Regions from separate parts of the Homo sapiens genome. Here all the other regions are linked to region 3. A link is a contact called in ENCODE Hi-C or POLR2A ChIA-PET data. All regions are on one chromosome and are shown on one strand. Each heading gives the region's core, a stretch centred on a gene start or an enhancer-like site at or near the end of the contact. The rest is flanking DNA. Distances are from core to core; before and after follow the strand shown.

Evidence for each region. A loop is a pair of places that touch in the nucleus more often than their neighbours do. ChIA-PET counts read pairs that join two places held with the same protein, here RNA polymerase II (POLR2A). Pooled maps may share reads with other maps.
Region 1: a map of heart right ventricle shows a loop between it and region 3 (1.8-fold over the local background). The contact joins two enhancer-like sites. A Hi-C loop is called at or near these places in 3 of 168 maps with a recorded cell type or tissue (endothelial cell of hepatic sinusoid, heart right ventricle and psoas muscle) and 1 of 37 single-sample maps with no recorded cell type. POLR2A ChIA-PET finds 5 or more read pairs at or near these places in 3 of 52 experiments (GM10248, H1 and OCI-LY7).
Region 2: a loop to region 3 is called in a map of dorsolateral prefrontal cortex, with 2.2 times the contacts of the local background. The contact joins the promoter of VAV2 here to the enhancer-like site in region 3. A Hi-C loop is called at or near these places in 9 of 168 maps with a recorded cell type or tissue (Caco-2, GM12878, Right ventricle myocardium inferior and 5 more), 26 of 37 single-sample maps with no recorded cell type and 12 of 50 pooled maps. POLR2A ChIA-PET finds 5 or more read pairs at or near these places in 4 of 52 experiments (GM12878, HEK293, HepG2 and 1 more).

The regions. Positions count from the first base shown.
Region 1 is chr9:133,844,263-133,847,092 of GRCh38, forward strand. The region is part of intron 3 of VAV2 (vav guanine nucleotide exchange factor 2); the gene reads right to left. Among named protein-coding and RNA genes, the nearest start is that of SARDH, 110 kb to the left of the region's middle. RefSeq lists a silencer at 1-79 and an enhancer at 1,176-1,255. Within about 2 kb of position 1,274, at least 17 of the 41 ENCODE cell types and tissues checked have a DNase peak (open chromatin) inside an H3K27ac peak, as active enhancers do.
Region 2 is chr9:133,990,863-133,993,805 of GRCh38, forward strand. VAV2 (vav guanine nucleotide exchange factor 2) reads right to left here and starts at 1,462. Exons shown (of 30, transcript NM_001134398.2): 1 at 1,213-1,462. The coding sequence starts at 1,416. RefSeq lists enhancers at 1-504, 505-1,232, 1,961-2,688, 2,585-2,774 and silencers at 615-1,054, 1,095-1,184, 1,455-1,604, 1,665-1,764, 1,865-2,174.
Region 3 is chr9:133,917,852-133,920,750 of GRCh38, forward strand. The region is part of intron 2 of VAV2 (vav guanine nucleotide exchange factor 2); the gene reads right to left. Among named protein-coding and RNA genes, the nearest start is that of VAV2, 73 kb to the right of the region's middle. RefSeq lists an enhancer at 1,608-2,387. Within about 2 kb of position 1,565, at least 6 of the 41 ENCODE cell types and tissues checked have a DNase peak (open chromatin) inside an H3K27ac peak, as active enhancers do; they include dorsolateral prefrontal cortex, where a contact is called at or near this core.

The DNA of each region.
Region 1 (2,830 bases), core at 24-2,523, 74 kb before region 3:
CTCGGCTGGCACCGGTTTGGAAGGAAATGGCCAGTGGTCCACAGGGTGTCCTTCCCCGGTGAGCATGCAGAGCCCCCGAAGCTACTCTGCCTTTCACTCCATGCCAGCCCTCTTCCCAGGGAACACCTGCCCAGGCTTGGCAGGAAACCCCCTGGACAAACACTTAGGATTTGTCCATCAGAGAACGGGGCTGAGGGAGGAGGCTCTAGGACAGGGGCGTTGCGGCCCACAGGCCAGCAGGGGCTTTCCAGGGCTGAGGCCTGCACCCCCAGTCCCTGGCACGGCTGCTCCACCCAGCTGCCAGGTCAGGCCTCTGTGCATCTCACTTCTGCAAACCCAAAGCTACACACACTCCCTGCAGACACAGGACAGGGATCAGGATGCTTCCAAACTGGGCACTGATGGGCCAGAGCCCCCAGCTGTCCTCTGGCCTTGGCCTGGGGACCCTCGGCCGAGCTCAGTCATGCTGGGCAGAGAAAGGTGGACAGAGTGACTAATGAGGACTATGGCACAGGAACGCAGACACGACAGGTCTGATTCACGAGGAGGAAACTGAGGCAAGGCTTGGGTCTGCCCAAGCTTCCAGACTCCAGGCCTGCAGGTCAGCACTCTCTGTGCCCGACGGTGCCCATGAGGGCCCCAGACAGCTCCCGGGTTCCTCAGCAGCCCCAACCAGGACAGCTCTGAGATCCTCCTGTGAACATGGAACGCTCTGTCAGCTACTGGAAACACCGTTCCTTTTTTTTACCTCTCCCTGAACACAGCAGTTTCCTTCCCTGGGCCAGTGGAGGTCTGTTGCAGGAGGGCAGCACACAAACGGCTTCCTGAGCTTCCCCCGCTCTCGCGTCTGGCACAGTCGCCGGATCACACAAGCCAGGCTGGGCAGTTTTGGGTGGGCGGACATGGGCCACAGCGGCTTGTCTGCACGTGTGTCCCACCCTGGCCAGAGGCAGAAGCGTGGACGCGCTGGGCCAGGCCGGGGACTGAATCCACGGGCTGGATGGCAGGGGCTCTGGTCTGAGACCCAGGAGGAACAGCCCGCATGGCACGCCCAAGGCAACAAGTTTAAAATGCAGACCTTCCTCCAGCAAACACTCGGAAGCTGGGAGCTGCAGGCAGGATCCCTACTCGGAGAGCTGGGGTGGGAGGGCCAGAATGGGGGGCCGCACTGGGGGTTCTCTGCAACCACCAATCTGCTGTGTCACCTCAGGCGAGATCTCTCTCCTCTCTAGGCTGCCAAGGGGGACTGGGTGACGCAGCAGCTGAAGGCCCTCTTCCCCCTCCCTGCACTTCCTGCCGACTTGTCTGCTGGGAAATGAAGGGTCAGCTGGGTGGCCGAGGCCTTGGCAGTCTCCCTAGTGTGACGGGGCCTCACGTTGGAGGATCGGCTGTGACAGGGACAGCAACCCCAGGGCCTGTCTAGGAGCAGCCACTACCCTTCCATCCCCTGCCCATGGCAGGCATCACTAGTCAATCACAGTATTCTCTCTGAGTCCACTGGGATGGACACACTCCAGGTGGCTGATGGATTTATCAGCCCTGGTGAGACAGGGATGCCAGTCCCAGCAGAGAGCAGGTTTCCAGGAGAGCCCTGGTCAACCCTCCATTGTGGCATCAATTGACCGAGGTGGGGCCAGTCTCAGGAGTCCCAGGACAGCCTGGTCAAGCTGCTCCACAGACACCAGCCTCTGTCCATTGGTGGAGTCTTGGAGCAGGGTTGGGGGCACACCCACCCAGCTGAAAGGGCACAGTGGGGCCCCAATCTTTCCTCTACATTCACAGAGCAGGGGAAAGGGAAGGCCTCACAGGACGGAAGCTGTGCTGAAGCTCCCGATAGCCCCACAAGATGGGGTTCCGTCTCCATCCCAAAGAAGACACTGAGGCCCAGAGAGGTGAAGAAAGCTGCCCAAGGAGGCCAGCCAGAAAGTGGCAGAGGTGGGCTGGGAGCCAGGACCTCACACCACCTGGCCATGCCTCGGAGAGCAGCCCTGGGTCATCGCAAGGGACTGACCACACCAAAGGGCCTGGGTGTCACCCCTGGCACCTCCTGTCGGCACCTCCTGTTGGCTACCAGCCCCGCTCACCCTCTTCCTGCTATCCCGACCCACAACCCTCCGCCACTCCCACCTGGGCGTCCACAGCAGCCCCTCGGTGGCCCTGGCCTCCACTCTGGAGCCCCTTGAGGCCAGGCAGGGCCAGAGGAAGGGTCTGGACAAAATCTCAGAGGCCACTGCCCTGCTGGAACCCCCAGGGCTCCCCTCACACGTTGCTCCCTCCCCTGTCCAGCCCTGTCCCTGGCTGCCCTGGCCCCGGCCGCTCTCTATCCAGGGCCGCCAAGCAGTTCCCCAGGGCTTCTGCCTGGGCCTCCCTGTCCCAGACCTCCCCATGGCCATCAGGGCCCAGCCAGGGCATGGCCTCCTCAGTGAGGCGCACAGACCACTGCATCTGAGGGTTCCCACCTCACCCCATCCCTCTGCTGCCACCCTGAGACCGTGTCCCGGGAACTCTGGGCCTTGGAGGGGCTGCACACAGTAGGTGAACATGACTGGCCGACGGGCGGCAGGGATGAGAGGGAGCGACTTGTCCGCCCCAGTGATCGGGTCACCAGGCCACTGGGCAGGGGCTCCCAGCAAGCGTGAAGATGAGGATGGAGCCCCACTCTCCCACAGTAACCCCGAGGGGATGGGCTTGGCTGGGCTCCTTTGCAGCAGAGAACTGGGCTTTGACCCTGTGGGTGGTGCCAGCCGTGGGCCTGAAGGCGGCCCTGGGTGGGATGGGGCTGGGCGAGGGCCAGCTGTCCAGGCCCCCAACTACCCACCTTGGAGCCTCA
Region 2 (2,943 bases), core at 212-2,711, 73 kb after region 3:
TCCAGGCAGTGCTGGGTAATCATTACCCAGTGGGAAGGCGGCCCCTTCCCCTCTGGGCTTGCCTTTGTCAGCGCCCCCCAACCCGGCAGAGAAAGGCCCGGTCTCCTAGGAAACGCAGTCACCGCCAAAGGGCAGAGGCCTCGCTGCCCAGCCTGGAATCGCTGGTGACTCACTCTCCCTCCTTCCCAGGAACCACGTCCTAAGTCCCACTGGTGAATGGTCCCTCTCCACATGGAGTTGCCACTGCGCGCGGTGAGGGGCTGCTGAGCTGGCTGGAAGACCGCACCTCCTCGGCGCTGGGTGGACCCGGCTGCCACCCGCTCTGCCTCCCCCGACCTCTTCTAAGCTGCTCCCGGTAAGGATTCCGCGACCCCCGGAGAACAGGACGGAAGCCTCGATTCTCTCAAGTCTTAGCCAAGTTCCCTCTTAAGAGGCCAAGAAAAGCAGCTTCGTTCGGCTGGGCAGGCATTTTCCTGCCTGGCCCTGCGGCCGCACGCGTGCCTCCGCCGCGACAAAGGCCACACTCAGCGCCCGAAGGAGGGGTGGGGGTGTTGGGAAAGCGATGGGGGCCAGGACTGGGGCCAAGTGGCCCTGGGGATCCTCGAGGCGGCTCGACCCGGGAGCCAGGACTGGCGCCAAGTGGCCCGGGTCCGGGTCCGGGAAGAGGCGGAGGCCGGCGAGGGGGCGGTGCCCGGGGCCAACCCAGCTCCCTCCGGCCCCGAGGGCTCCCGCCCCGCGCCCCTCCCGGGCCCTCCAGCCGCGCCCCGGGCCGGCGCAGCGACCGCGCCCGCTCTTCCACCGGCGTCCGGCCAGGAGGCGCGAGGCCCAAGGATGCGACCCACGACGCGCACACCCGGCTCGGCAGGCTCCCTGGGAAATGAGGGGCCACTCGCAGGGCCCCGCAGAGCGAGCGCAGCGCCGGAGCCTCCCCCATCCCAGGCCGCGCAGACCGCGGAACCGGCGCACCAGAGCAGTGCCCGCGGGCGGCGGCGGCGCGACCCAGGCTGAGGGGACTTTGGCCAACTTCGCGCCTCCTGAGGTCGCGTCTCGGAGGCCCGGGGCGCACCCTCCAGCCGCCCGCCCGCGTCCCGGAGCCCGGCCGCCCCAGCCAGGGCGCCTGGGCCGCCGCCGCTGCGACCTCCGCGTTCAGTCCGCGCGTCGGGCAGCGCGAACGCCGCCTCCCCGGGGCCCTCCCGCCCGCCGGGCGCTCACCTGGGACATCTGCGGCCGGAAGTTGATGTCCTTGAGGTCGATGGAGCCGGGGGAGAGGTTGTGCAGCAGCTGGCACAGAAGGACCCCGTCGCGCAGCGCCTGCGCCAGGTCGAAGACCACGGCCGAGGGCCACACCACCCGGTGGTTGGGCGGCAGGACCTTGCAATCGATGAGCCAGCGGCCGCACTGCCGCCACTGCTCCATGGCGCCCGCGGGCCCGACCGGCTCAGGGCAGTGCTCGAGCCAAAGTGCAGCGGCCGCGGGGCATCCCGCCCGCGCGCGCGCGGGGCTCAGGGCCGGGGCGGGGCTTCGCGCGGGCTGCCCCAGGTCCCCCGCTGCGCCGCCGTGCGTCCCCTCCTCTTCCTCCTCCTACTCCTCGGGCTCCTCTCGGGCCGCCGCTCCCGCCCACGTGCGGCCGCGGGGCGGGCAACGGGCAGCGCGCCGGATCTCCCCGCTTCACACACGCAAGTGCCTGCGGGCCCCGGGCCGGGCTCCACGCAGCCAGTCGCCGCAGCGCTCCCCAATCCGCGCCGCCGGGCGCCGCATTCTGCGCTCGGGGCGCCCCGCGGCCGCCGCGGCTCCTGCCCCGCCCGAGACAAAGGCCCGGCGGGGTCGCTCGCTCCGCGCGTCCCGGGCCTGGGCCGCCCGCGTCGCCGCCGCTTTGTTCGCCCCACCCGCAGTCCCCACGCCCGGCGCTGCGACTCGACGACTCGGCGGCTCGGCGGCTCCACGGCTCCGGGGCGCTGGGGGCGCAGGGGGCGCGGCCACGGCCGGGCGGGGCAGGGGCGGGGCCGGAGCACTCGCCTGGCACCTCCCCGTGTCCCAAGCGCCGCCCCCGCCCCCCCACTTCCTGCCCCGCTACCGCCCGCGAAAGTTGCGGTGGGCGGGGGTTGCGGCGCAGGCCCAGGTCCGGCCGACTTTCTCCAAGGGCGCTCGGACTTTGGGGAGCCCTTCTCCCTGGGGGAGCGACCTCGCCCGTGGAGTGATGGCCGGGCGTCCCCCCGGGTGCCTTTGGTCCTCCGTGGAGGTCAGGAGGTGGTCCCTGTCGCGCTGGGCGCCCTCGCATGGCCGTTCGGTAACGACAGACTCGGGAGAGGGCACCGGGCTGGGCCGAAGCTTACTGAGCCCCCTTGGCCCATCAAGCCGCCCCGGCGGGATACCCGAGGCTGAGGCTGAAGGCACACGGGCCCAGGACTCCCAGAGCCCTCTTCCTGTCCTCCGCCCTGGCCGGGGGCCCATAGGAAGACCCCCGACCCTGCATAAAGGCCAGGATTCCCCAGCTTTTGGCCAAAGTCCTGGCCACTCGCAGCTGCCCAGCGGGCAGTTCCTGGCGTCCAGGGCGGAATGCGTGACATGAGTGAGGGCAGGAAGGTGCTCTCCGGCCCAGGGTCGCAGCCGGCCCCGGTGCTGATCCGCCCTGATCTCCCTTCTAGGCCACACCCTGGGTGGTGGGGGCGCGGTCTGTCCAGCTGGCAACGTGTGACGGTAGGAGGGGCTTCAAGGACAAACAGATTCTGCAACTGAAATTATATGGATCCTGGCTCAGCTGCCGGGAACCGCGGGTTTTCACTGCTGATTCACTGGGGGACACCAGGCAAGTCCAAGCCCTTCTCTGAGACTGGCTCAGCCCGGAGGCTGGGGTGCGGTGTCTGAGGGCTCCCACCCTGGACTCCGGTGGAATCCTGGGCCTGTATGAGCTGGGGCTGCACTGCAGCCCCCGGACCCCTTACC
Region 3 (2,899 bases), core at 315-2,814:
ACCAGGACAGTGGGAGAGAGAACTGACGCAGCCTCCTGGAGACCCTGGTCCCCCGCCCTGGTCCCCCCACCCTCCCGGCTGAATCCCCAGCCCCCTAAGCCCCGGCCCATCGCCACTTCCACGAGCACAACTCCCAGATTCTCCTTCACTGACCTCCTTCCACAGGAGGTCAGCAATTTCTCATTTCCCTGCTTCACCAACTCCATTTTCCAAAGTGATTGAGACTCTAACACCATTAAACATGATTTAATTTGCTTTTCCTAATGATATGCCCACAGTATTAGGACAGCTCTCCTTTTCCACTTGAAAGGCATCTCAGGGTGGTTTCCTCCAGTGACATTAATAGGGAAACCGTCGGAAATGCTAAAGAGGACTCGGTGCCTCCAGCTCGGCTAGAAACTATTTTTAAACAAAGGAGCGCACTCTCTGCGGCGGCAGAAAAGCGAACCAGAGAGCAGGAAGGCGGCGCTGGCTCCGAGCCTTGTGTCTGCATTTCCCGCACTTTCATCTGCTGGTCCGGACCCAGGCCCAGCTGCTAGCCCGGGCTACCACCACCACCAGGAAACACTCAGAAACCCAGGCCAGGGGCCCTGGAAAGGCGGCAGACTCCTTCTCGGTGGCACCCATTGTAAGAGTCAGCCTGGAATCTCTGAGCCCCAACTAGTGCCAGGACAGTGCCAAGTCCTTCACGGCAGCTCATTCGTTCCTGCCTCACAACTCCACGTGGCTGATACTGTTATGTCCATTTCGTGGGTAAGAAAGCTGAGGCCCACAGAGTCATGTAGCATGCCCGAGGTCGCGCCTTTAATAAACACACAGGCAGACCTCAAATCCAGGCCCATCTGAGTCCAAAAGTCCCATTCTCAACCCCTGGGCTCCTAAGCCTCCCAAGAAGCAGCCGCCATGTGTGTGTGTGTGTTTGTTTGTTTGTTTGTTTGTTTTGAGACAGAGTCTTGTTCTGTCGCCCAGGCTGAAGTGCAGTGGTGCGATCTCGGCTCACTGCAACCTCCGCCTCCTGGGTTCAAGCGATTCCCCTACCTCAGCCTCCCAAGTAGCTGGGATTACAGGCGTGCACCACCACACCAGGCTAATTTTGTATTTTTAGTAGAGACGGGGTTTCACCATGTTGTCCAGGCTGGTCTCGAACTCCTGACCTTGTGATCCTCCCACCTCGGCCTCCCAAAGTGCTGGGATTACAGGTGAGAGCTACCACCCCCGGCCGCCACCATGTTTTTAAAGACTTCCCCACATCCCATCCTCACACTTTCTTCACTGACCTAGCTCCGCCCTCTCCATCAGGCCTGGCTCTGCCCACAGCCTCTCCACGCACCCCCTCACTGCTGTGCCCTGGCACCTCTGACACTCCCCAACCACTGAAAGGTAAAATCACAACTGCCTGCTGTCCTGGAAGCTTCTCTGGGGCTGGCACCTGAGTTTCACAGCAATCCTGCTAAGCTGGCACTTGTGGGAAAATAGAGGCTCAGAAAGGCTGGAGACTCTTAGGGCCCCACCGGGCTTTGAAACCAGATCCTGGGAGCTGCAGACCATAATCTCTGCTTCACTGGGTGGGGCCTCCTCACTGGACAGCCCTGGGTGAGGGGTTCCAGGAGCCCAGGTGTCCCGGCTCCCAGCCCAGGGACTCACTGTCCCCCGGGGCCAGGTCGGCTGGCAATTTCTAGGCTGTTCTAAGCCACGGGTCAAGGGCTGCCCACTCAGCAAGGGAAGCCACCAGGACACCGGGTTTTTCCTGAACATTCCTCCCATCTTGGGAGAGAAAAGATGCTCAGCCACTTTTGCCACCAGCTCAAATATTTCAGTCTCAGATCAGAGAGGAATGTAAGCCGGAAACAGCGCAGAGAGTGGGGCCAGATGGACGTGGCCAGTCTCAGGGGAGCAACACAAACAGCGCATTCTTGGCATCCGTGAGGCAGAGACATGGAAGATGGAAGGTCCCCGCTGCCCCGACTGTCCCTGCCGCCCCGGCCACCCCTGCCTCACCCACCACCCAACCGCATGTCCTCCGCGGAGCCCAGAGTCAGTTCTGCTGGACATACAGCGGCGGACCCAAGGCTGCTTTCCACGTTGCCCAGTCCTGCTCTGCCAGGCCCCAGGCATCAGTCAGCACCTGTTCTCTGCGCTGAGCCACGTGCCAGGAGGCCAGACAGGCCTGGGCGTGGGCCCCAGTGTGGACCCCATCCTCCAGCTGCACGGGGAACTGACAGGTACTCCCTCTTACCGCACACCGAGAACCAGGCCTCACTCACTCCTGCACATGCAGCCAGCAGACAGCTCAGCAGGTAGAGGGATCTGCCATCAAAGGCAGAGCTGAGAGCCTCCTTCTAGTCAGCCCCAGAAAGGCCTAGATGGAGGCCAAGGGCCAGGAGAGAGAGTCCGGGCTCTGCCTCCAGTCCACAAAGGGCCACGAAGCAGCCCTGGCCCTCACCAGGCCTCAGTGTCCCCACTGCACAGCAGTGCAAGACAGCTGAGGGCGCTTTTCGCCAGCCATGTGAGCACCTGTGCCTCTCCCTGCAGGCTGGGGCAATCCAGGGTGGCTTCATAGAAGAGGCGGTGCTGGGCTGGCCCAGAACCACACCACTGGATCACTCACTGAAAGCCCATGGTCATTAGGCAGAGGTGTCCAGTGCCCCCTCCACCTGCCCAGCTGGCCTGGGAGGCCTGAGCACTGAGGTCCCTGAGGCCACATGGAAAAGCGTCGCTGATACCAGCAGGGGAGGTGCCCCCTCCCCAGGTGTCCCTCCCTCTGAGCGCCCCACAGACCCATCCAGGACCAGGTCCCGCCCACCCCTAGGCCCCGTCACACAGAGGAGGCTTGGCTCAGCTGCTCGGCTCAAGGCGGGGGATGCTGTCTGTCACTGTCTCCCCACAGCAGGCCAGTGCT